3 separate regions of the Homo sapiens genome follow, and regions 1 and 2 are each linked to region 3. A link is a loop called in an ENCODE intact Hi-C map of the cell type or tissue named here. Cell type or tissue: endothelial cell of umbilical vein. All regions are shown on one strand.

Region 1 (8,000 bases), 440 kb after region 3:
AGAGGAGAAACTAATGAGTCCAGGATGCCTCCCAAAGCGTCTTGCTTGGCCAGCTGAGGTGCTGGGGAAGAATTGGGCTAGGGGTAGGGACATGAAATTTGTTATGTTACATAACCCACCTCCTCATCCAGACAAAATACTGTTTTGCTAAGCTGATACATTTGTTGTTAGATTATCCCCCACTTTGCAGATGGAAAAACTGAGACTCAGAGATGTTAAGCAACTTGTCCAACATCACAGAATTGTTATGGAATGAGGCTCCACGATAAGACTCAAATCCAGGTCTGTCTACCCTAAATATTGCTAGGAGATGGCAATGGCTGGTTGTCTTAGGCTCTGGAGACCCCATATGAGCACACACAGTAAGGAGACTGTGATGAACCTCCAGGCCTTCCCTTTCCAACATCTGTTGCAGCCTGAGACACGAGGTTACTGGTAGGCAGCAGAATTCTGCAAAATGACCATCCTATTTGTTTAAATATAGCCCCTAATTGAAAGAGAAGAGCCGACATGGCTGTGGTTCTCAATCTGACTCCATATGGGAGTCACCTGGGGAGCTTTACCAACTACTGATGCCTGGAGTCCATCCTGAGAGACTCTGACTTAGTTGTTCTAGGGCATGGCCTGGGCGTGAGGTTATTAAGCTCCCAGGTGATTCTAATGGGCAGCCAAATGGGAAAACTGCACATCAAATGAAACTGCTTCTCCTAGCTTACTGGTCTATGAGGTTAAGTGCATCTGCAGCCTTGGTAGATGAGGGTAAAAGGCAGCTGCTTCCACGGACTCATTACAGAACTAAGAGCAAGCACCTGATCCACCCTGTTCCTTGGGTGCCCTACCTATGGGAATCATCTAAGCCAGGCAGCATTAGCAGTGGGGTTTCAGCACACTCCCAGTCACTTCTCAAATTTCTTCCCCATTGGCTTCAATGGTGCTTGCAATGCCTACCGCAAAGACTCAATTTTGTAAGCTATGTGTACTTTAATTAGGTTGATGAATTGTTCCCTGGGATACTGTCATGCCAGACACCTATCACCTCCAATCGGGATGGCACCAGGCTCGAGAGGCTAAAGAAGAGACCCAGAGCCAGCAAACGAGACACGGGGCTTATTGAGGGGAACTTACGGAGCAGCCCAGTGGTGGGGACTGGACAGGAGAACCACCACTTATAAGAGCATGCAGTTTATACAGCGTTCTCACTTAACACCCTCCCCCTAGCAACCATCACCTGGCAACCTTCGTTTAACCCAAAACAAAGGGCCTCAATACTCTGTATGACCCACATTTTATGGGACAGGGCAGGATGGGGGCTCAGATATGCCTCACAGATAAGGAATGAGTCCCCAGGTTGGCCACGCTGGAACTCTAAACACACATTCAGGTGCGTCTGCCATACAGGGTGATTCTCAGAAAATGCTTAAGTTATCGCTGTCAGGTGTGTCTGCCGTGCACAGGTGCATCTACCATACAGTTGCATAGCATTAACAGCTGAGTGATCTATTAACCAGAATTCATCAGCCTGATTATCCAGGTATCTGCCAGTATAGTTTCGGGTTGTCTGTTAATGCAGATTAGGTTACACTCCATTAACAGATACTCCCCAAAACCTCAATGCCTTAAAACCACAAAGACTGGCCTGCATGTCCATCACAGGTCATCAGGGACATCTGCTCTATATGGCTTCCTCTGGAATCCAGCTTCTGGCACAGTTGCCACCTACTGGAGTACTGATATTTGCCACAGCAGAGGGAAAAAAAGGACATGCCTTCCACTAGAAGTGAAATGTGTCACTTCCGCTCACACTTCGTCAGCCGAAGCCAGTCACATGGCCACATCTAACTTCAGTGGAGCTGGGAAGCACAATCCTACCCTGCCATGAAGGACTCACAGACAGGGCTGGACCACAGCACTAATATCTCCCACCCGGTCACCGCATGCTGCCTCCCAGCAGAGCACAAACGAATGTTCAAGACGGCTAAGGTCTTGGGGTCCCCATCCGGCCAATGTCCCTCCCCACTTTTGAGGAATGTGAGCCTGTTACAAAGACAAACCCTGGTCACTTTACCTGGGTTTGCTGCTTCTCTTCAGGACCTCAAAGTCTGGAGGAGCTTAAAGTGGCGTCATCAGACGAGGTCATGTCCTGGGTGGCTGGGTGACCTCCTGTTACGCTCCCAGTGTGCTGCAGGATCACTAGGGTCCCAGGGCCAGGCCCAGCCGCGCATTCATCAAACTCTCCTTCTCTGTTAGCTCCCACCCGACTCTGAGCGGGCCAATTTCTTTCATCATCCACCTCCAGCTGGGCTGCAACCTGTGGATCACTCCTGGTTCAAAGACTCAGAAGCAGGGAAATGTAATGCTCTGAAAGGTGCTTTCACGCACAGCGGCTCTCGCCTTCAGGGGATGTTTGAGGCTGCTCTGACTCAGTCTCCCATTCAAAGGCTGGGTTCAGTGGAGAGCCCGCAGGAAGCTAACAAACCGGACTGTCTGAGGGACTGACTCAAAAAAATAAAAAGAAATAGATGATAGAGTAGCAGAAGTGCCTGCAGCGGCCTCCCGCCCGCGATGTGCCAGGAGTGAGGCAGCTTCTGCTCCACCCTCCCTGCTGCCAGCGTAGCCGAATGGGCTGAGGACGCCCCTCTCCTGGCCCTGCCTCCGCGGTCTCACTGCACCTGTATGGAAAGGTGTTGGGCCCTGGCTCCTCAACAGAAAAGACCCTCCCCCACATCCTGCTTTGCCACTCCTGCAGCCTTCGTTTTTAATATTTATACTGAACGGAGCATTCCTTGCCCAGGAGGCTGGGGAAGAACCTCAAAACTGGAAGCAAGGGCTCGTTTTGAAATCTGTCTTCCTTCACGTTTAAAACAGGCAGCTCTCCCATCTGGGTATCTTGAAAATGTGTTGCAAGCCTGAATGCTCCGGCTTCAAATCCCTGGGGCTCTGAAGCCCAAGCCTGCCTTTCCTCCACTCACTTCCCAGCTCTGCCACTTACCAGCTCAGCTATGTGTCCTTGGGTGCATTACTTTGCCTCTCCGTGCCTCCATTTCTCCATCTGTGCAATAGGGGTGCTACCCAGTGGCGCGTTGTGGAGGGTTAAGTGAGTTGATGTATGCACAGCACCTGGAACAGAGCCTGATACATAGGCTGTGCTCTTGAGTGTTAGCCGCGAGTATTGTCATGGTGATTACAATCCTCAAGCACTGTCCATTCCCTACCTCGTCAGCCGATGACAGGAGTTATTAGCTACAAAGTCTTCACTCAGGCCATTCCCAGCACTCTCCCCAGCCTGGAAGCACCCACAAAATCAGGTATCCTGTAGACAGACTGTTCTCCATTCCCCTTGGGACCCACAGCCCTTGCTGTAGCACCCAGTATGAAGGCTGGATCCAAGACTCGGGAGCCATGAGCAACACAGGGGCTGCTGAGAGAAGATGTCCTCTAGCCACACCACACACCCTGATATGTACACGTGCACACCACACACTCATCCCCAGGGTGGTTATGCCAGTTGTGCAGCACTTTTGGTGACTACAAATCCCTCTAGCCCTAAGAGGAACCAATTAAGCAATGTATTTAGTGGCCTTAGCAAGGAGGGAAAGAGTCACCTTAAACATTTTTCCCCGGCGAATCTGACACATTTTGGCAGCCCAGGAGGTTCCAGAAGGGAAAGGGGAAGCCATGCGCAGCTGGCGCCCTCTGGTGGTCAGTGTCTTCCCACTCAGCGCTTGTTCTGGGGAGGCGGCACCAGAACAGCCCTATTCAAATCAACATAAGTCCCTATGCCCCGGGTCACATGCGGTGGAAGGAACCAGGATGAGAAGGATGCCATCCTGGCCCTCGAGGTGCTCATAGTCTCTCAAATCACTGTGTCTTCTAGCCTGGGATTGTTCTCCCGCCCTGGTATCATGACGTTAGTAAGTCGCGCTCATGGAGCTCCGACTGCTGAATCCCCGCTAAGTCCACGTCCTGCGCAAGGCACTTAGTATCCACTAGCTGTCACCTTTACAGCAACACTGTGCCTTCATCTTATCTGGTTTTATAGATGAGGCTCCAGCAACTAGGTGACTTGCCCAAAGTCGCACAGCCCATTTGATGCCAGAGATTTTATTTAAATTTAGTTTATTTTAAACACATACAAATGACACAAAACTCAAATTTTCTGAAGGATTCTATAATGAAAACATCTCCCTCCAACCACTGTTCTGCCAAGTTGCCACACTGTTTGCAACCTTCGTTTTTAGTTTCTCGTGAACTTGTTCAACAATATCCCATGGGTATAAAGGGAGTTTTTTTTTTAACGCACAGAGGCTGCATACCATACACTGTTCCCAGCCTTGCATCCCCGCACCTTCCCTGCGCCCCTTAGGTTAAAACGCAAAGTTGATTTTAAAAATAAATATGGCCTGGGCGGTGGCTCATGCCTTGTAATCTCAGCACTTTAGGAGGCCGAGGAGGGGTGGATCACTTGAGGTCAGGAGTTCAAGATCAGCCTGGCCAACATGGTGAAACTACATCTCTACTGAGAATACAAAAATCAGCTGGGCGTGGTGGCGGGCACTTGTAATCTCAGCTACTTGGGAGGCTGAGGCAGGAGAATCACTTGAACCTGGGAGGTGGATATTGCAGTGAGCCGATATTACAACACTGCACTCCAGCCTAGGCAACAGAGGGAGACTCCGTCACAAAATACATACATACATACATACATAAAAAGGCCTGGACGACAAGATTCTAGATAATGGCCCTACTTAGGACCCAAGCCCCCTTTTGCACCACAAGTGGTCAGGCCAACTTAGTGCTGTTTTTCTCTTATGAGCATGGATTTCCAGAAGTAGAACTGCACTCTAATATCACTGACAATCGTTTTGTAGCAATGAATGCATGGAAATGCCTCATTCTTTTTAAGAGGTATTGTATGAAATAACCACAGGTTATTAAACTTGCCCACTACAGATGGGCATTGAGATGTTGCCAGTCTTCTGTGGTTACAAATATACTGCAATGAACCTCCTTGTCCACCTGCCCTTTTGCACAGGTGAAATTGCTAGGTCAAAGGATACACAGGTGTGTTTGTGATTGTAAAAGATGCCATCAAACTTCCCCCTATTATGGTTGTACCAACTGACCCCCCATTGCAGGGAGTAGAACCCAGGACCTCCTAACTCTGAAGCTAAGGCTGTCTTCCCCTGTCAGTTTCATGACTATGACAAATGTCATGTTGAGGTCCAAAGGGAGTGGGTGGATGAGCAGAAAGAATGCTCAGGGGGCCGTAGGCAGGTAAAATATGATTTTACTCAGCAGCCGCTCTCATCAACAGCTTTCTTACACTGTCTGCCCTGTCTCGGCTGCTTAGTCTGGCTCCCACGCACAGCTGCACGGCCAGCTCTCCCTTGCCTTTAGGGTCAGCAGCTTAACTCTTTCTCTCTCTCTCTCTGGGCATGAGTGAGCCAAGCTGTGTCCATCCAGCCAGTAGGCAGCAGCTCCCGGACAGACTGGGCCCTTGTGGAACACTCCTCAGCCCCCCAACCCCCAGCAGCTAAAGGAGGCATAGTAGCTTTGACTCCTAGGCCTTCAAAGATACAACCCATCCTTTGTCCACTGTCCAGCAATCTGCACACGCTCTGGCCTCCACTAGAGGAAGAGGTCCCATTATGGAGGAGCCTTTAAGACTTTGGCCCCACTGCACTGGGTGCAGCCCCGATGAGCCCACCTTCCTGGCTGCTTCTTACTGAGCACCCTTCAGCCCTGAGGATGGACAGCAATAGGAGAGCTTGGCATCCCACTGCTCCCTGCGCAGCCTCCTCCACCAGCAAAGCTCCTTTTCCTATGTCCCTGCTCCTCCCCGGAATCAAGGGACACCTGGTCAGCCAAGGACACAGCCATCTCAATTCCGAGGGGCCTGGGATGTGTGGGAAATGGTGCCCTCAGGAGCAAGGGCTGGAAGACAATCAGCCCAGGAGCGCCTCGCTGCACACTGCAGAGGATTCTCCAAGGCAGGCAGCTGGAGCAAGAGCTCCAGCAGGGCCTGCTCTGCCCACCAGCCTTGGGGGCTCTGAGTGCTGGGAAGCCCAGCTGGTTCCTGTTTGGCACCTGCAAAAAACCATGAATCCAGCTCTTGGGATGAAAGTAGGGCCTGAAAAACCATCTGGATGGGCCCCTGGGTAGGCAGTGGGCACACAGGGGATGATGGGTGACCTGTGTCACCACACACTCCCAGCATCCAGCCTGTTTATCAGCATGTCATCTACTGTCATTATCTCAAAATACTCCCCTGCCAGCCGATTACAGCAAGTGTCAGCTTCCTAATGCACAGTGCATAAACTGCAGAGCCACACATCAAACCCAGGGGGTCTGACTGGATATTCAAAGTCTGCCCAGAGTGACATCATACTGGTAAGCCCCCAAGAACTACTCCATAGGGAACTCGACTGTGGCTTCCCTGCACCCCTTAGGTTAAAATGCAAAGTTGGCTTTAAAAATAAATAGAAGGTGTGGACAGCAAGATTCTAGATAATGGTCCTGCCTAGGACCCAAGGCCCCCCTTTGCAATACAGGTGGTCAGCCCAACTTGGTGCTGTTTTTCTCTTATGAACTTGGATTTCCAGAAGTAGAGCTCCTGCCGGATTCCTTTCAAAATGCACACCCTCTTGCAACACGTGTCAGGCACGCAGGCGCGGCTCCCACTACAGGAGGAAGTGACCTCCCCATTGGCTGAGAGAGCTTAGGACCATGGTCCTCACGCTCAACTATGCACCAGAAAGAAATTAGTGCTCATTTTTAGGTGGGATAATAATATTGTGGTTATGTCTTTAAAAAGATCCCCTTATGTTTTAGACAGGGGGACCTGTCTACAGATGAAATAATTTAATGTCTGGGATTTGATTCAAAATCATACTAGGGACAGTGAGTAGGAGTAGAGATGCAACAAGATTGGCCATCTATGGGTAACTGTTGAAGCCGGGCTGTGGGTGCATAGGGTTCATTATACTATCCTGTCTACTTTTGTGTATGTTTAAAGTTTTCTATAATAAAAAGCAGAATGAAGAGGAGAAAGAAACACAGAGAGCATGGTAAAAACGCAGCTCTTCAGGGTCCTGGCCCAGGAGTGCAAATGAAGGTTGAGGGCCCAGGAATCTGCTTTTCTCAGGCTCCCTGCTGGCCGGTGAGAAACCTCAGCTTCAGGGTCCCAGAGCCCACAGAGGCCAAGAGGCTGAGGCCAGAGGTCCCCCGGAGCAGCCCCTGTAAATGGTCCCTGTCTATAGTCAGCCATCATTTAGGCTGCAGTGGGCTCGTCAGTGCCAGGAATATGAACGGCCTCACGGTCTATTCATTCTCGCCCGGCATCACTGTCAAGATCACAATAAGCAGCATGGCAGGATCTATGCACGGAGCTGGCTGAATCTTTATTAAAATCTTTTTTTTGTGCATGATGTTCCCAATTTGTTTCTTTGTTCCTGGTATCTGGAGTCACGCAGTTTCTGATATTTGTCTTGGAGATGGAGGAAGTTTGACTGACATGCCACGGTGGTGGAAAGGTAGTATTGATATCCTGAAAAACCTATTCTATCCAGCGAGAAATATCACCCCATAGCCCATGCTGCTGTGTCCGGGCCGCCTCCAAGGCTCGTCAGTTTGGAGGCCCCAGCGAGGTTCTCAGCATGGCTGGCAGGTGCTGCGGCCCAGAACTTAAGTGAAAGTCAAATCTGACTCATGCTTGTCACCTAGAGTGGGTGTTCTACATGTATGTGTTCCTGGGGCCCCAGAGCTGGAAGAGGTGGCCCAGGGCCTCAGGTGCCACACGCCTCCTACAACCCTTCAGCCAAAGCATCTATCTCCTTATGCACTTTACTCATGAGGGGTCTAGGTATGGCCTTTATTTTTTAAGGTTTCTGCTTCTAAAACAAACAAACAAAAAATCAAAACAGGCTAGGCAAGGTGGCTCGTGCCTGTAATCCCAGGACATTGGGAGGCCAAGGTAGACAAATCCCTTGAGGCCAGGAGTT
Region 2 (8,000 bases), 290 kb after region 3:
CAAGATCCTGTTGTGGAATGGAGGAGTTGACCCAGGAGAGAAACACGCCATTCTGCTTATACTGTCGTTGAAGCTGCAAAGCTATCTTTCGAAGGGATGTGCATCGTGTGGGGTGGTGATCACTGGAAAGAATCCCACACTTAGAGGCTTTGGGAACAAGAAGGAGAGAAGGAGTGGGCCACAGAGTATTTGAGGTTTAGTACCTGACGACATAGCAACTGGGTAGAAGTCAAGCTATAGGATGACTTTGTCGTGTCGCAAGTCAATTGGTGCCTGCTCCTTGTGCATGAATGTATTTTGGGGCCATTTAATAAAAATTGCATGCCTTGGGGTTGAATAACACAGTGGGAAGTGTTGACTGAAATTGTTTTTGCAAGCAGGCATAAGTGTCAGAATTTAAGAGAATTGTATGCTGTAAAAAGATTATTTTAGAAGGAGGAACTTTTTCTAATTTTTCTCATTTGCCTGTAAGTATTTGTCACACAATCATTTGCCTGCTTTTATAAATGTGGGATTTCTATTTACATGTCATATTTCATATTTTCCCATTAAAATGGCACATCTTGGGTTTATTTGGCATTTGTTCTTAGTCTACTTAGACTTTTAGGCATTGGAATGTTTACTTTTAAAAAAACAAGATTTTCTGTTATTGTTACTGACTTATGATATACCACTAGGGCAAGATAAGGGCTTTTGAAGAACCGTAAGGGAATACATATTCCAGAGCGTATTTTCTTGAATTCCACTTACCTCCTCTAATTCACTGATCCTTACCTGCCAAAGTCAACAGAAAGAAAGTGAATGAAAAGAAATTAAATTGATCAGACTCACAACTTGTTGGCAATTCTGATAAAAGACTTGAGATAGAGGATTTACATATTGTTGATAAACCTTTACATCATTTATTGACTCATAGTCCCCTCTGTTTCTGAACCTGCATGAGTAACCAATAGTTGCTTAAATAGATAAAATTAGAATTCTTTCCATGGGATTCCTTTCTGTTTATAGGATAGGATCCCCATGTTATTGGCTAGTGATTTTTCCTTTCTTGCATTTGTTGGAATGGCCCATTGTTGAAGATCAACAGGCATTAATCAGTAGTGAATCAGTCTTGCCTCCTTGTCATCTTGTTATAGCAGCTCCTGCGACTGGACTGTGGTCATGCCTCGTGGGTTGGCAGTAGGGAACAGGACTTCCTTCAGACACTCGTGCTTAAGCAGCTGTTTCTCTTTCTCCAGAAAACACTGGTTTCCCCAGCCCCCAACTGGTTCTTCCCTGCTGAGAAGCCAAAATATGCCAAAGTCACTGCTAGACCAGTTCCATCCCGTGATAGTGCAAATGACTCCAGTGCCTTTCCCTCCCACCCAGATTTTCCCAACATAAGCTTTTCTCCTCTTTGTCAAGAGCTTATTCTGTCATCTTGTTTCCCTTTCCCTATAAATAATCTATTTTTTCCCACCAGACTCACGGAACAGAGGCGTGCCCCACGTTGTATGCTTGCACTGAGCATTCTTTCAGCGTTCTTTACTTGCTTGACCTTTTAGTTATTTTCTTTCATCCCTACCGAGGTCTCCAAACTGAGGTCGTGAAAGGTCAGAGTTTTAAAAATATATATCAACTGAATGCTTTTCTTCAGAAAACTGAGCACCTCACTTTCTGGATATTCGCAGAGGTTCCCTGGTCTGCAGTGACCCTTGCCACACATTTCTTCACTATTTTCACTTCATGGTTTAGATGCCCTGGTGATAGTGAGGAACTGTAAATAAGCACGGTCTGAAAGTGTCAGGAGGAGCTCAGATGATCCTGAGCTCTTTGGTCTTTCTCTTGGTTTAGAATTCCTCAAGACCTATTGTAGTGACTTCTTTTACTCGACTCAGAATTCCAGGGCTTTGGTGCTCCTTAAGTCTCAGAAGAAACGCATGGTTATGGTGTCTGTCAACTTGCTGTTTATTGAAATACCTTTTATTGTAATGCACCAAGTAAAGACGAGGTGATGTGGGCACTAACTTAATGATATTACACAAACACACTTAATTGCACTTAGGGAGTTCAGCATGACATTAGTGATTTCATACAGTGAATAAGTCTCTTCTCTTTTGTTTGACAAGTTTTGTTGTCATTTAACAGATTTGCTTCATGGGAGGTAAACTTATACTTTCTAAGGATGAATGAGTGCTTTGCAACTAATGGGTCATATGTTGGAATTTAAACATATTAAAGAGTTAATTCATTTCAAGAACTTACTAGTAAATATGCACTACCCACAAGAGATTTTTAGAATAACCTCTTTTGAATGATTAATATTTATATGTAATCATGTGCATATTTTATTTGAGATTTTCAGGGTATAAATGTCGATGCAATTTCCTTTAATAAAGGAATGATATATATGAGCCAAAGTAGTGATGTATTCATCATAGATAACGTCTCACTGATTTCCATTTGCCCCCGAAGGCATCCCAAATTTGGAAGGGCCATTGTTGTTTCATCATAGACTCCTTGGCCATGACTCTTATATAGACATCTGAGGAAATGCTGTGGCAAGTTTCTTGTACCTACTTTGGTAATTGTAAACCATCCAGGACCGTATCCTTTAGGTTTAATTTATCTTGCTCCTCTTTGCCCCTCTTTTCCAAGGGAGGGTTTAGAAGATGAATTATACTCAAGAGTTAGTGTTTCTCCAGAAGATCAGACCACAAGTTGTAGAAAGCACACCAGAACTTTGCACTTCTGCCCTTTATCTTAATTCCTAGCCCATGCTTAAGCCTTTTAGGATCTATCTACATCCACCTCACATAACCATCTAGAATTCTCCCAAAATCTTGTTTCAGTAGCCTGGGAATCATGGCAGTTATATCTGCATTTGTGTGTTTCCTGGCCATATAGTAAAAATGGCAAAAGAGATTTATATGGTCAAATCCCTAGCCTTTCCATTCCTTTGCTTTATAAATGAATAACAGTGATCTAAAAGCGAAAGAATGTAGCTAACCAGTGTCATTTGGGATCTTCTGAAGTAGTACGGAAACTCCACATTCTTCAGACCAACTTGCGGCATGCCAGCACATTCCTCTCCGATGAGGTGGAGGAATACTGGTGGCTGGCCTGGGACTTGTAGGACTGGGGCGGGGAGCTGCTGTTTAAAAATACATTTAATTATATTCCTTCTCTGCAGTAACATTGATACCATTTTTAGCCCATTACAAATACTGTGATTTTCATTTAAATCACGTCCATTATCTTATTGACCTAGTTTTTATTTTGTAATCAAAATGTTCTATTTCTGGATAGCCTCACCCAGAATCTTTTTTTTTTTAAAGGTTACAGACCCTTTGTGCAGTTTTTTCCTTTCGTATCTGCGTACAGATGGGCTGCATCTGTGTTCACACAGCAGAAAATGGTACTATATTGTTCCCTTTAAGAGTGTGGGTTTTCTCTACTTAATCTCGGACTCTTCATGGAGACACAGCTGGCAAGATGCCACGAGACCTCGCATTTGGTAACTGTTTTGGTGAATGGATATTGGGAGAGTTAAGTAATCCTATTTCTATTCGAAATGAGAATCCTGATTCTCTTCTTCCATTTTTGCTCTTTCTCTGTTCGTCTGCTAGTTCCCTCTGTGAGCCTTCTCTTTCCTCCCCGCCTCTCCAGCCGTCCACTATGAACCTCACGTAGCCCTGTCTTCATTCATGCCCTCTCGGGTGCTCCCTGCTGCTTGTAAGATCCCACTTATTTCTGGCCTTTGCTTTTTCTACATTTCTTTCTCTCCTGTTTCCTTCTTTCCCTCTTACCTTCTCTTCCTTGCTGTCAGCCATGTATTTCTGCACTCTGGTTGGAAGCTCACCCTGCAAAGAACACCCCGGAGGTGTTTCCAGGGCTCAGCTGTTTTTCACTCATGTCTAGGCAGGGCCTTGAGGCCCCTGAGGAACTTTCAACTTTGCCCTCAAGACTTCCTCTTAATATTATTATTATTATTATTATTATTATTATTATTATTATTATTATTATTATTTGAGGCAGAGTCTCGCCCTGTCACCCAGGGTGGAGTGCAGTGGCGTGATGATCTCTGCTCACTGCAACCTCCATCTCCCGGGTTCAAGCAATTCTTCTGCCTCAGCCTCCTGAGTAGCTGGGATTACAGGTGTGCGCCCTGACGCCCAGATAATTTTTGTATTTTTAGTAGAGACAGGATTTCACGATGTTGGCCAGGCTGGTCTTGAACTCCTGACCTCAAGTGATCCACCCACCTTGACCTCCCAAAGTGCTGGGACTACACACATGAGCCACCGTGCCTAGCCTCTCAATATTGTTTTTCACTGTCCTTCTTGACACATGAAAATAGGCTGTGCTTCTCTTGAGGCAATAATTGGATCAGAATTTTAGGATTTTTGCATGACCAGCCATTTTATTTTGTAGGCGAGGAAGCAGAAGACCTGAGAATGACTTCCCCTAAGATTCTGAGGCAATGGAGTGGCAGGACCAAGTCAGCCACCCCATCTTCCCCTTCCCACTATGTGGTTCTCCTCTTACTGCCCTCTGTCTTAGCCGGGGAATCTTACAGATGTTGCATCTGGTGCTTCCTGGTGTTCATTTCTTCCAACCACCATTTGCCCTTGCAAATACCATTCGGTATGAAAGTATTTTAGAGCAACTGAGTCTTCAGTGTGTCACTTTATTGCCAAAAGAAGACACAAACGATGGAGTACAATGGTAGGAGTCTCCGGCTGGGTTCTCAGGGATTTTCTCAGGAATTATGTTTTGCTCCAAGTCGTTTCAGTTGACGTATTCATTCCTCAGAACCGGTAGATGACTATGACATATAATACCCAAGCTTGAGCTCTTTCCTGTCTAACTGGAGTCTCCCTTTTAATCAGGAAACCACATTTAAAGCTGTGTCCTGAACTCTGCCCAGCATGTCAGCTTGGCCAGGAAGGACAGGGAATTCCTACTGGTAGTAGCCACTGGGGACTGAGGGAGTCACGGGAGGTCAGATGGGAGCTTAGCAAGAAAGACAGCAGCAGCACAGGGTACATTCAGGCTGCTAGGATTGTCTTTTTGTTTGCGAAACTCCCTCCCTGGTTGAGGTCAGGAAAAACCTAGGATAGCAACCCCCTGGGCCGGTGACCCCACACTAGGATTTTGTGATCTAACCATTTAAAAAAAATTGTTTTTAATTGAGGAGGTTTAACATAGTGTTTAGCTTTGATCTTGAGAAGTAAGGATATTAAAAACAGCAATGTTGAGATTGTCATGTAATGTTACAGTCCTTTCATGAAAGAACAGGCACTTCAGAATCAGAAGTAGGAAGAATAAAATCTCAGAATGAAGGCTAGTCCTCTATTCTGTACACACGTAGCTTCAGGAAAAACTTGTACTGTGTTATCCAGATATTTCCTATTTAGCCACAGGTCAGCAAAAATTCTATCACAGAAGCAGTGTTGGTCTGTGATACTTGGGAACCACCAGCCTTCACTCCATGGTTGGTGCATCCCTGCCCCTGTTTCCAGGAGCAGTGTGCATGAGGAAGATGGCGTAATGACAGCACATCAGTGCCTGGCTCATATGTCATCAGTGCTCAGGAAATTGAGTTGATTTTTATTCTCTTAGATAGTCCATATAGCAGAGACATAAATTAGGCTGGATGACCATTTCAGGTTGGATTTCAAGGGACACCGCTCTTCCTTGGCTTTTTTCATCGGAGACTAGGATCTTAGCCTCAGCTTTGCAGATCTGAAGCTGGATTTTTATCATGTATTTTATGGATGACCTGGAAATACTTACACGTCCAAGCTCACAGGAGGCTACCCCATAAACAAAAATATCAGCTCATTATTTTGCGGATGAAAGATAGGCTTTTTCAGAGACCACATTGATGGATCAGTCTGCCTCCCAGTCATATGTCCTTCCCACAGCTGGAGGTAGGGAGTGGATGCTAGGGTGGCAATTACGGCACACACTTTCCTTGAGGAACACAGAATCAGTGCAATGGCAGTTGGTTGACTGAGTTTATTCCAGTCAAGTTAAGGAAGAGCCCATTCTACTTCATTGACATTGTTTTCTCTTTGTTGAGAGACATTAAAACATAGTGGTTAAGAATATAGATCCAGGAGCCGGGCGCAGTGGCTCACGCCTGTAATCCCAGCACTTTGGGAGGCTGAGGCAGGCGGATCACCTGAGGTCGGGAGTTCGAGACCAGCCCGACCAACATGGAAAAACCCCGTCTCTACTAAAAATACAAAAAAAAAAATTAGCCGGGCATGGTGGCGCATACCTGTAATCTCAGCTACTCGGGAGGCTGAGGCAGGAGAATCCCTTGAATCTGGGAGGTGGAGGTTGTGATGAGCCAAGATCATGCCATTGCACTCCAGCCTGGGCAATAAGAGCGAAATTCAGTCTCAAAAAACAAAAACAAACAAACAAACAAAAAGAATATAGATCGGGAGTCAGAATGCTTGTGTACAAATTCAAGCCTTGCTTCTTACTACTTTTGTGGTATTGGGCAACTTATTTCACCACCATTTTATCATCTGTAAATGGGGATAATAATATTTGCCTCATAGGTTTGTTTTGGTGAGGAACAACTTAAGTTTTGGTGAGGAACAAACATAGGTTTGTTTTGGTGAGGAAAGGAGTTAATACATGGAAAGTGCTTAAAATAGTGTTTGGCATATAATAAATGGCAATAAATATTAAATATTAACATGTAATGTTAAATAATACTTAATATTATTACTAATATTACCAAGGAAGCTAGTTTTGTGGTGGACGTGGAAAAACGAACACAAATCAGACAGGCAGAATTGGTTAGAGTCTTACCCTTTAACTTTCCTTACTGTAGAATTCACTCTCCACTAACCTATGGTTTCCATTTGTTATTCTTCATTGTTTCAGTGGATTTTCCAACTGTGTCACTCTGTCTAGATTGTTCTTTAATGATTACATTTAGAGTTGACTATTCCTTGTTGACATATGGAGAGACGCTTTGATCTGAAACCATCAAAGGCTTCTCTCTCCATGTCACATCTTTGGAGAGGCTTCTGGTCATGGTATGTGGACCCATGTCAGCTTCTCTTTCTAGGTCACCACCTTTTTTGGCCTTTACCCCTTGAGTTTGAACTTTGACTTATTTAGTAGTGGCAAGAGAAGCCCCATGGCTCTTGATATACCAAGTACCAACCTGTCTGCCAGATACTGAAAGATGCCGAGATACTTACACAGTTGTTCTTTAAAATAATAAGCTGCACAAATAATAGTAAAGCTGATTCTGAAACTAGTTTTTTTGTTTGTTTGATTGTATGTTTTTTGAGATGGAGTCTCACTGTGTTGCCCAGGCTGGAGGGCAGTGGCGCGATCTCGGCTCACTGCAAGCTCCATCTCCTGGGTTTACGCCATTCTCCTGCCTCAGCCTCCCAAGTAGCTGGGACTACAGGTGCCCGCCACCATGCCCAGCTAATTTTTTGTATTTTTAGTGGAGACAGGATGGTCTCGATCTCCTGACCTTGTGATCCACCCGCTTTGGCCTCTCAAAGTGCTGGGATTACAGGCGTGAGCCATGAAACAAGCTTTTTATGTGATTTCTCATATTTTGCCAAACCAATAGGGCAAAGAAACCACTGACATGATTTTTTTTTTTTAATTTCTCCTCTCCCACCCCGCCGGAGAAACTAAACAACTATTTTACAGTGGAAGCCAATAGCAAATTGACTGGTATTCAGGATGCCTTTTGTAGAAGGCATGCATTCCATCTTATCTGTAGATATGTCTAACACCTGTAATATGATCATTTTTCAATTTCCTCACTAAACTCACAGTGATAAATTACAGTTAATATTGGCCATTAAAATATTCTACTGTAAAATATTCCAGGTACCTTGGCCACTGAAGCAAATTAATCCATCTACCACCTATCTGTGACATAATGAGAAATTTAAAATGATAATCAGCTGAAACTTTCCTTCTGTAAGTAACACTGTCAATTCCTACATCGAAGAATTTTTTCTTAA
Region 3 (8,000 bases):
TCACATGGAATTGCATCCAGTGCTTCTTAGATTATAAACAAGTCTTATAATGATAAGATTGTTCTTGTGCTTTTCTCCTTTGTTGTCAAAACAAAATGCAATCTGATTTGGGATTTATATTCTTACCCTAAGAAATCTAGCTAGCAAGGGAAAAAAATTGTTTCTATTCTTAAAGGAGAAACATAGTTCTGATTTTCTAATTTTATATTTACCTTCTGGAAAAAAAAAACCTTTTTCTTATTTAATTTTACAGAGGATAAAAAAGAAGTAAGAAAATAGAGTCTCTGAATATAGATCTTTCAACTGAAAAACTGGGCTGTGAAGGTAAAAGTGATATGGGACTAGGTGGATTTTTTTTGGTTTGGGGGTGTGGCAGTTGTTTTGTTTTGTTTTTGTGCTTTTGTGTTTGTTTTTGTTTTAATATTGGAGAGACTTGAGCTCTTCTATGGACTCTGAAAAGCCAATACTGAAGAAAAGGCAGAGGAGAGAGGAGTAACCAATGCTGCAAGGTTCCACAGAAGAGAAGGGGTTTTCATTATAGAAGAGATGCCTCATTTGGACTAGAGGAAAAAACACATGAGTGTTGTTAGGGGCAGATAGAAGGCCAGATCACCAGCTGAGAAAGCAGGGGAGTGGGGCTACTTCTTGAAGACAATGGCAAAGCTCATGGGAGGAAGTGGGGGATAAGCAAAAAGACAAGTGGGCACAGGACTCTAGTCAAGGCGTTTTCACTTTCCATTTGCCTATTTCATAGAGAAAGGCTTTTAACTGCCTTCTATCTAAATTGAATAAAAAGAAAGTGACAAACTTAAAAGGAAATAAGAAATGGACAAGATGATATATACTATGTAATTAAGAAGAGGGTAAGTTTATAATTATCCATTTGCTTATTTATTTTTCATCACTATTTTTTAAGACAGGGGTCTTGCTGTGTTGCCTGGGCTGGTCTTGAACTCCTGTGCTCAAGCCATCCTTCTGCCTCAGCCTCACAAGCTCGTTCACTTATTCATTCAACAGATGGTAAACAGACCAAATTCCCACCTCATTGAGCATACATTTTAGTCCTCTCCATATACAGTCATCCCTTGGTATCTCAAAGGGATTGGTTCCAAGATACCCTATCCCCACCTCTGCCACCCTCACCCCCCAGCAGATACTAAAGTGCTCAAGTCCCATAGCCGGCCCTGTAGAACCCAATGATAGGAAAAGTTGGCCCCCCATATATGTGGGTTCTGTATCCCGTGAATACTATATTTTCAATCCATGGCTGGTTGACTCTGTGGATGCAAAACCAGTGGAGACAGAGAGCCAATTGTATACCAAGACAGTCCTTGCTAAATTTCATTAAAACTGTTTGGTTTTACCAGGACCCACTGCTGTACAGGGCATGCCAAGAGATAGACTCTCTTTCTAATCCAGGGCTGTTTTCTGAAGCGCAAACAAGTGTGAATCAGCTACAGTTTGGACAGGTTGGCTAATACTCATGCAAATAAAGCTGGAAGGGCATTTCAGAAAAACAATGCCATCACTCAGTTGGAATTTCACCAGGCTTCCAGACTTAGTCTCTGAAAGAATTAGTGTTTTCTAATAATCCACCTGACAGATTATGTTCAGAATGTGATTTTCTGATTAAGGCACTAAGCACAAAACTACTTCTGGACTAAGCAGCCGCCAGACACTGCAAAATCAATGCAAGTTCCCCCAGGTGTTTGCTGCGGAAGCTGAAAGGGGCAAAGGGATGTGGCCATATCCTTTCTGGCCAAGTTTCAGGATACATAGATTTAAAGGACAGAACTGTAACCAGGATTTGGCCACCTCGGGAAGGAACGTGATGTTTGGACAACATCCTTCCCAGACTGAAAGCTGCTCAGACATGGATCGTCATTCCAGGCATTTGGCATGCTGGTTTGCACTAGCAGCCAAGTGCATAATTGCCAGGAAGTGGCCAAATCCACAGAGACACCACTCACTCCTGAATGCTGAAAAATGTTTGTAATATACGGTAATAAATGCAAGCCTGACTCACTTAATCAGATTTGAATCCCGGACTGGGGATTTCTGCACAAGAGGGAGATGTTTACTGAAATCCTGCTTTTCTCGGCTGCCATCTCCCATTCCAGGAAGAACAGAACTACTGGATGGCCTTGCCATTTCTGTTTTATATTTTTGGTCATTAATATGGATTCTTATAAGACATGGGTTCTCAACTCATTCTGAATGTACTTCAGTATGAAGTGATTAAAATAAGGCTCTTTCTCCTTATTTTAGATTATATTTAAGCAGAACTAAGTGCTGGGCACAGTGGCTCACGCCTGTAAATGCAGGCCTTTAGGAGGCCAAAGCGGGCAGATTGCCTGAGCCCAGAAGTTCAAGACCAGCCTGGGCAACATGGTGAAACCTTGTCTCTACAAAAAACACCAAAAAAAAGAAATTAGCTGTGCGTAGTGGCACGTGCCTGTGTCCCACCTACTCGGAAGACTGAGGTGGGAGGATCGCTTGAGATTGGGAGGTTGAAGCTGCAGTCAGTCATGATTGTGCCACTGCACTCCAGCCTGGATGACAGAGCAAGACCCTGTCTCAAAAAATAAATAATAAAATAAGATAAAATGAACTAAGTATTCCTGAAAGATAGAGATTTAAGAGTATCACGCCATTCTCCATTCCTGGCAAATTTAACTACCCAATCTCATCTCATTACCAAAACCAACAAGATGAGATGGGGAAAAGATGCCAGTTACACTCTCCTGTGAGAGTTGTCTGATTCAAGACCTGTCTGGGCTTGGAGCAGTTGGGTAGGTGAATAGCCCAGCTTCCGAAGCTGGCTGAACTTTCCCCTAAAATTAAGTTGGGAATCATGTTGGTTCCAAGCTGATTATCCCAGCATCCTTGACATACAGCCTTAGTTCCTCAAGTTCAGAAATCTGACTTCCCCAAAGATTAACCCAGCCCCAGTCAACTGATTGATACCAAACTCAGCAGGAAATCCTCTGAGTTCAGAAGTCAGTTCATCCATTTTCAAGTGGCAATTTCATTCTACCTGCCACAGATGAGGGAATTATCATTCAGGTTAAGTATCTCGGTGATTTATCCAAGGACACGTGGCTAATTGCTGAAATAGGACTTGAATCCGGTCTTTTGAGTTCAGAGCCCTTTTCCTTTCTGCTAGAGCACCTTGCCTTCCTGGTGGAAACCCCACATGCAAGTACGAGAGATTACAGCGTGGCTTCCAAGAAGAGCAAACTGCACTTTGGGGAAGGGGGAGAGACAACAGGGTAAGGCAGGCCATGTGAAGAGAGACGCAGTGGATGGCAGATCCTGTGTCACTGAGGTCAGGAGCCAGAGTCCAGGTCCAAGGCAGGCCAAGGATTGGAGGAAATAGCAAGAGACTGTTAGGGCCCATTAGGAACTAGGAAACAAATGAAATAGAAACTGTCTCAGGAATACAGCCAAAGCCAGGTTAGGAAAACTGGGCACGAGGGTATGGGGAGGACCCACCACCACAATGATTAACCTCTGGCTGGGTTTCAGAGCATCCTACCCCAGCTCCTTCAATCCCCCCTTGTGATATCTTGTGATCTCTTTCAACCACAGGAGAAAGGAAGAAATAGTCTTCAGCCAGAGCAGAGCAGAGCCTGTAGATGGAGCCAAGTAGCTGCCAGCTAGGGGCTGAGAGGCAAGGCAAGACCCACAGGCTAGGAGATTACTGCAATGCTCACTCCAGCCATCGGAGGTCAAAATTCTTCTCTACATAGTGTATTTCTTGACTATTTTAAAACGTGTTGTTGATTGTTTTACTTCTGTAACATTTTCCTAAAGATGGCTTGAGAGAGGGTGACCCTGTATAATTAACCATTCAAAGCAGGAGGCTTGCAAGAGTGAAAGGGAGAGCTGTTAATAATTATGCCAGTACGACAGTCACAAACCAGGACTAACCTATGCCGATGAGGACACACGGTCAGCCTCAGCTTGAGACCAAGCTCTCAGGACTCACCCAGGCCTGAGCACAGCTAGCAGAGGGTGAGGTAATCTTGCTAGGATTGTTTACAGGAGAGGCCAGAGGACTCCTGGGAAGTAACTCACCCTAAGGGAAGAGAAAGTCAAAGCACACAAATTGAGTTCAGTGACATCAAGACAGGGCCAGAGGGGAGGGACGAGTCTTGGTGCCTCCCAGTGGTGGTCAGCCCCAGCGCCCTCTGATCCAGGTGCCATGGATCTTAAAAGCAGATGAAACTAAAAAGAGCTGTTTTGTTAAAATTTCCGCAGGACCTTGAAGTTGCAAGGATTAGCAAAATCCTGTGCCAGCAATATCAGCAGCAACAGAGAAGGTGCAGCTGGCATTGCAGTAAAGTGGGACATTGGTGGGCTTGGGCAGTGATCTGAGACTTTACCCCAGCAAAGGAGAGCCAGAAGATGGTGGGTGCCTTGCTCTTATATCTTAGAGGATACAGAGGCCATCCTGGAGGACTCACTGAACTATTATGAGGAGTAGAGAGACTGCAGTTTCACACAGTGAAGAGAGGAAGAACCAGAGAAATAATATTTTGTAAAGGATAATAACTGTGACTTTAATTTCATTCCCAATCTGTGATGTTTGGAAAACTCAGGTAATATTTCTTTCATCAGAGTGTGAGGTACTCACATCAGAGTGTGAGGTACTCACTGATGTTATGTCTAAATTAGAGAACCTTCTTAATTTGGAGCCACTCAGTTTATATTAGTATGGTCTAGAGTAGGCACATACTCCCAAAATATATACATTGCAATTATATGTGCATTTATAAAATAATGCAGCAAAATATTTACACATGGTTAATTAACATGTAATATAGAAACATTTTCTAAAAGGTCCTAAAAATTATGGGCTTTTGCTATCTCTTAAAGAATGTCATCTACTGATTCTAATATTCAACTGGTTAGTCTTTCAACCATTTGAAATTAAATGCTGCTTTGAAATAGCTCACTCACTAAATAGCTAAAGTGATAACACAGACACTACACAGGCAAAGATGTTGAGCTAGAATTATAACACAGTGCTAGTGGGAATGTGAATTCATATAAGCTCTTTGGAAAACTGTTTGGCAGTATCGACTAAAAGATGAACATACGCACTTCCACTCCTGTTATATACCCAACAGCAATGTATACAACATGTTTACCAAAAGACATAGAAAAGAATGTTTATAGCAGCACTTCATAATAGCCCCAAACTGGAAATGACCCAACAGTAGATTGGATGAATAACTTATGATATATTCATACAATGGAATACTGCCATGAGAACAAACAAGTACAACCACACACAATAACATGAATGAATCTCACAAACAAAGTCAAGCAAAAGAAGCCAGACACAAAAGATTCCATTTAGATAGAATTCGCAAACAAGCGAAATTAAGCCATGGCATCAGGAGAGAAAAGAGATGTTACCCTGGGAAGGGGCTAGTGGATGGGGACACAAAGGAGGCTCTGGGTGCTGGGAATGTTCCATTTCTTGATCTGGGTGCTGGTTACGCGGGTATGAAAATTTATCGATCCTATTATTAATTGTCCTTTGTGCTGCATTCTACTAGGTGAACTAGTCACTAGGGCCAGCCCATGTTTAGGAAGAGAGTATTGGACTCCACCTCTTTATGGGGAGTGGCAAGCTACATCACAGCAGAGTAAGTGGGATGAATGATACTGTTATGAAAACACAATTTATTCCTATTATAAAATACAATAGAATTTTTCAAATTTAATGAATATTTTAAATAAATTTTACAATCTACGCCAATTATCCAGTGCAAATTAGAACTCAGCATCATCTTGGGGTAAAGCAGAAAGCTTGGGAAGGTAAAGAAGAAAGTGAGAGCACCAGCCACTAAAGCACATGCTGCAGCTTGGGTCATATGCCTTCCCTGGACCCACAACTATGACCAGACAAATAGGGTAGAAATAGGGTACATTTACGAGTGAGTCCTAACCATGTGCCCAACAAGACCACATGAAATAAGAGAGGGGCAATTCTCCAAAGGGAGAAGCAATGGGGATACCAGATGTCTACTGCAGACCTCATGTACTGCATCTGATGGTCATACAAGAGAAATTCTTGTATTTTTTTAGAGATGGTCTTACTCTGTTCACCCAGGCTGGAGGGCCCTGGTGCCATCATAGCTCACTGTCACTTCAAACTCCTGGATTCTAGCAATCCTCCTGGCTCTGCCTCCCAAGTAGCTGGGGCTATGGAGCGCACCACCATGCCCAGCATCATGTGAGAAATCTTAAACTTGGTATGTCAAGAATGAGGAAGTATGTTCCTTCCAAATTACATTCAACTCTGAAACTCCAGCCTTCTCTACCTAACACATGTCAAATCCATTCGCATTAATATTAAAATATTTTTAAAATATGGATCTAGTGGTAAAACACCCATCCAAGTGCAACTATGGATAGGAATGATGTTTAATTTCTCCTTGAGCACTTCTCAACAGACTCACTTGTCTATGAACATGTGTTAACACTTTCCTCTCTGGTAGTTTGAAAAATCTTCCACATTGTTTTGCACACATACATTTCTGTTAACAGCCATGAGTCAGTCATACACCAAAAATTTAACTGAAGACTACAGGTGTGGCAGGCTGAACTTAACCCTCCCCTCTTCCTCTCAGGAGAGAATCTTGGGGAGTAGAGGCAAACCAGGTGACTCTGATGCCATCCAATCAGATGGCTCAGCCAGAGGCCTTGTCTGTTTATGTGGGACCCTCCATGATGAAGGGACCAAGCCGAGCAGAAGAGAGCGCATTAGCATTATAAGGCCAGAATCATTGCTTTGCAAGTAGACTTAAAAAATATATTAGAAGAAACACATACTTCTCTCAGAGACTAGCCCAGGGGTAGGCAAAATTTTTCTGTAAAGAGCCAGATAGTAAGTACTTCAGGCTTCCCAGCCATAAGGTCTCTGTTGCAACTACTCATCACTATTGTTGTAGTGCAAAAGCAGCCATAGATAATATCAGCAGAAAGGAGTGTGAAGCTTGACAAAACAGGCCTGTGGGTTTTGTCTCATCAGCCAACGTTTGCCAACCCCTGGACTACACGGGGGGAAGAAAAACACAGCTACAACACAGAGGTGAATTGTGTTTGTCACGGGCTAAAGAGAAAACCTGGGCAAACCCTGCCTGCAGAGAGAACAAATGGAAGCTGAAACACCCCTGATTTACCCTAGCCCCCCACCTCCTTCCTACTGTGGGACCAGAGCTGGTCCTCCCCTCTCTGCAGAGTCAGCAGGAGCTAGAACAGATTGGGGCTCTGCTCACATCCTGCTGACGCCAGAGGTGGCAGAATTTGCACGACACTCTAAGGGACTGGGATTTCCTTCATCACCGGGAGTGGGGTAGGGGAGACAATAGATTCTGAGGAAATGAGCAGACACCTAATGCTCAAGAATGAAAAGAAAATCTGGGGAGCTAACTCTGGGAGAATGGGGAGAAGGTGAGAGTTAGAGAGTGAGGGAGTACCCAACATCCTGAAGCCCACCCAGAAAGGACTTGTCCCCTGTGTCACACAGAGGTGTGAATTCGTTTACCTGGACCCTCTTCTTGGATCCTTCAACGTAGGAACTTCTTAAGCCCTCACAAGGTCCTGTTTCCCCTCCTCCCCCCCGTCCTCCTCCCCCAGTCAGCTCCTCCCACACTGGCCTCCTTGCTGTTCCTCAGACACACCCAGCCTTTGCATCTCCTTACTCTTGAAACTGAAAACTCTTCCCCTAAATATTCACATGGCTTACTCCCTCTCTTCATTCGGGTGCTTCTCAAATGACATCGCAGAGATGCCTTCTCTGACTTTTCTATCTAGAATAACATTCTCATGAGGCCCCACTCTTTTAATTTTTTCCCATAACATATATCACCACCTGACTATCACTCCCAAGAGCATGTGAACCCAAACGAAAGCAGCGATCTTGTCTATTTTATTCACTACAGTATTCCCAGCACCTTGAATAGTACCTGGGGTATAGATGG

What was found. Peaks named below come from ENCODE experiments on the same cell type or tissue, not always from the same donor. Only the 100,000 strongest peaks of a DNase experiment are listed, where the experiment ranks them.
Region 1: it touches region 3 in a loop (18-fold over the local background); 8 of 110 quality-filtered maps call a loop at or near these places.
Region 2: a loop joins it to region 3, with 26 times the contacts of the local background. A loop is called at or near these places in 2 of 110 quality-filtered maps.

What each region holds. Positions count from the first base shown.
Region 1 is chr14:54,802,294-54,810,293 of GRCh38, forward strand. No RefSeq gene overlaps it. Among named protein-coding and RNA genes, the nearest start is that of MIR4308, 72 kb to the right of the region's middle. RefSeq lists enhancers at 2,427-3,228, 6,022-6,522 and a silencer at 7,058-7,352. In endothelial cell of umbilical vein, a CTCF peak has its summit at 3,692 (motif pointing left); a DNase peak (open chromatin) is centred at 3,698; H3K27me3 peaks cover 175 bases.
Region 2 is chr14:54,649,345-54,657,344 of GRCh38, forward strand. All of the region lies in intron 2 of SAMD4A (sterile alpha motif domain containing 4A), which reads left to right. It overlaps LOC112268133 (a long non-coding RNA gene), which reads left to right. Exons shown (of 2, transcript XR_002957606.2): 2 at 1-8,000. Among named protein-coding and RNA genes, the nearest start is that of SAMD4A-AS1, 35 kb to the right of the region's middle. RefSeq lists enhancers at 822-1,429, 1,430-2,036, 3,616-4,352. In endothelial cell of umbilical vein, no CTCF peak of the experiment used is centred here; DNase peaks (open chromatin) are centred at 1,197, 3,047 and 4,867; H3K4me3 peaks cover 1,131 bases; H3K27ac peaks cover 6,256 bases.
Region 3 is chr14:54,363,286-54,371,285 of GRCh38, forward strand. No RefSeq gene overlaps it. Among named protein-coding and RNA genes, the nearest start is that of CDKN3, 30 kb to the right of the region's middle. RefSeq lists an enhancer at 6,734-7,235. In endothelial cell of umbilical vein, a CTCF peak has its summit at 3,643 (motif pointing right); DNase peaks (open chromatin) are centred at 1,846 and 3,666; H3K27ac peaks cover 1,932 bases.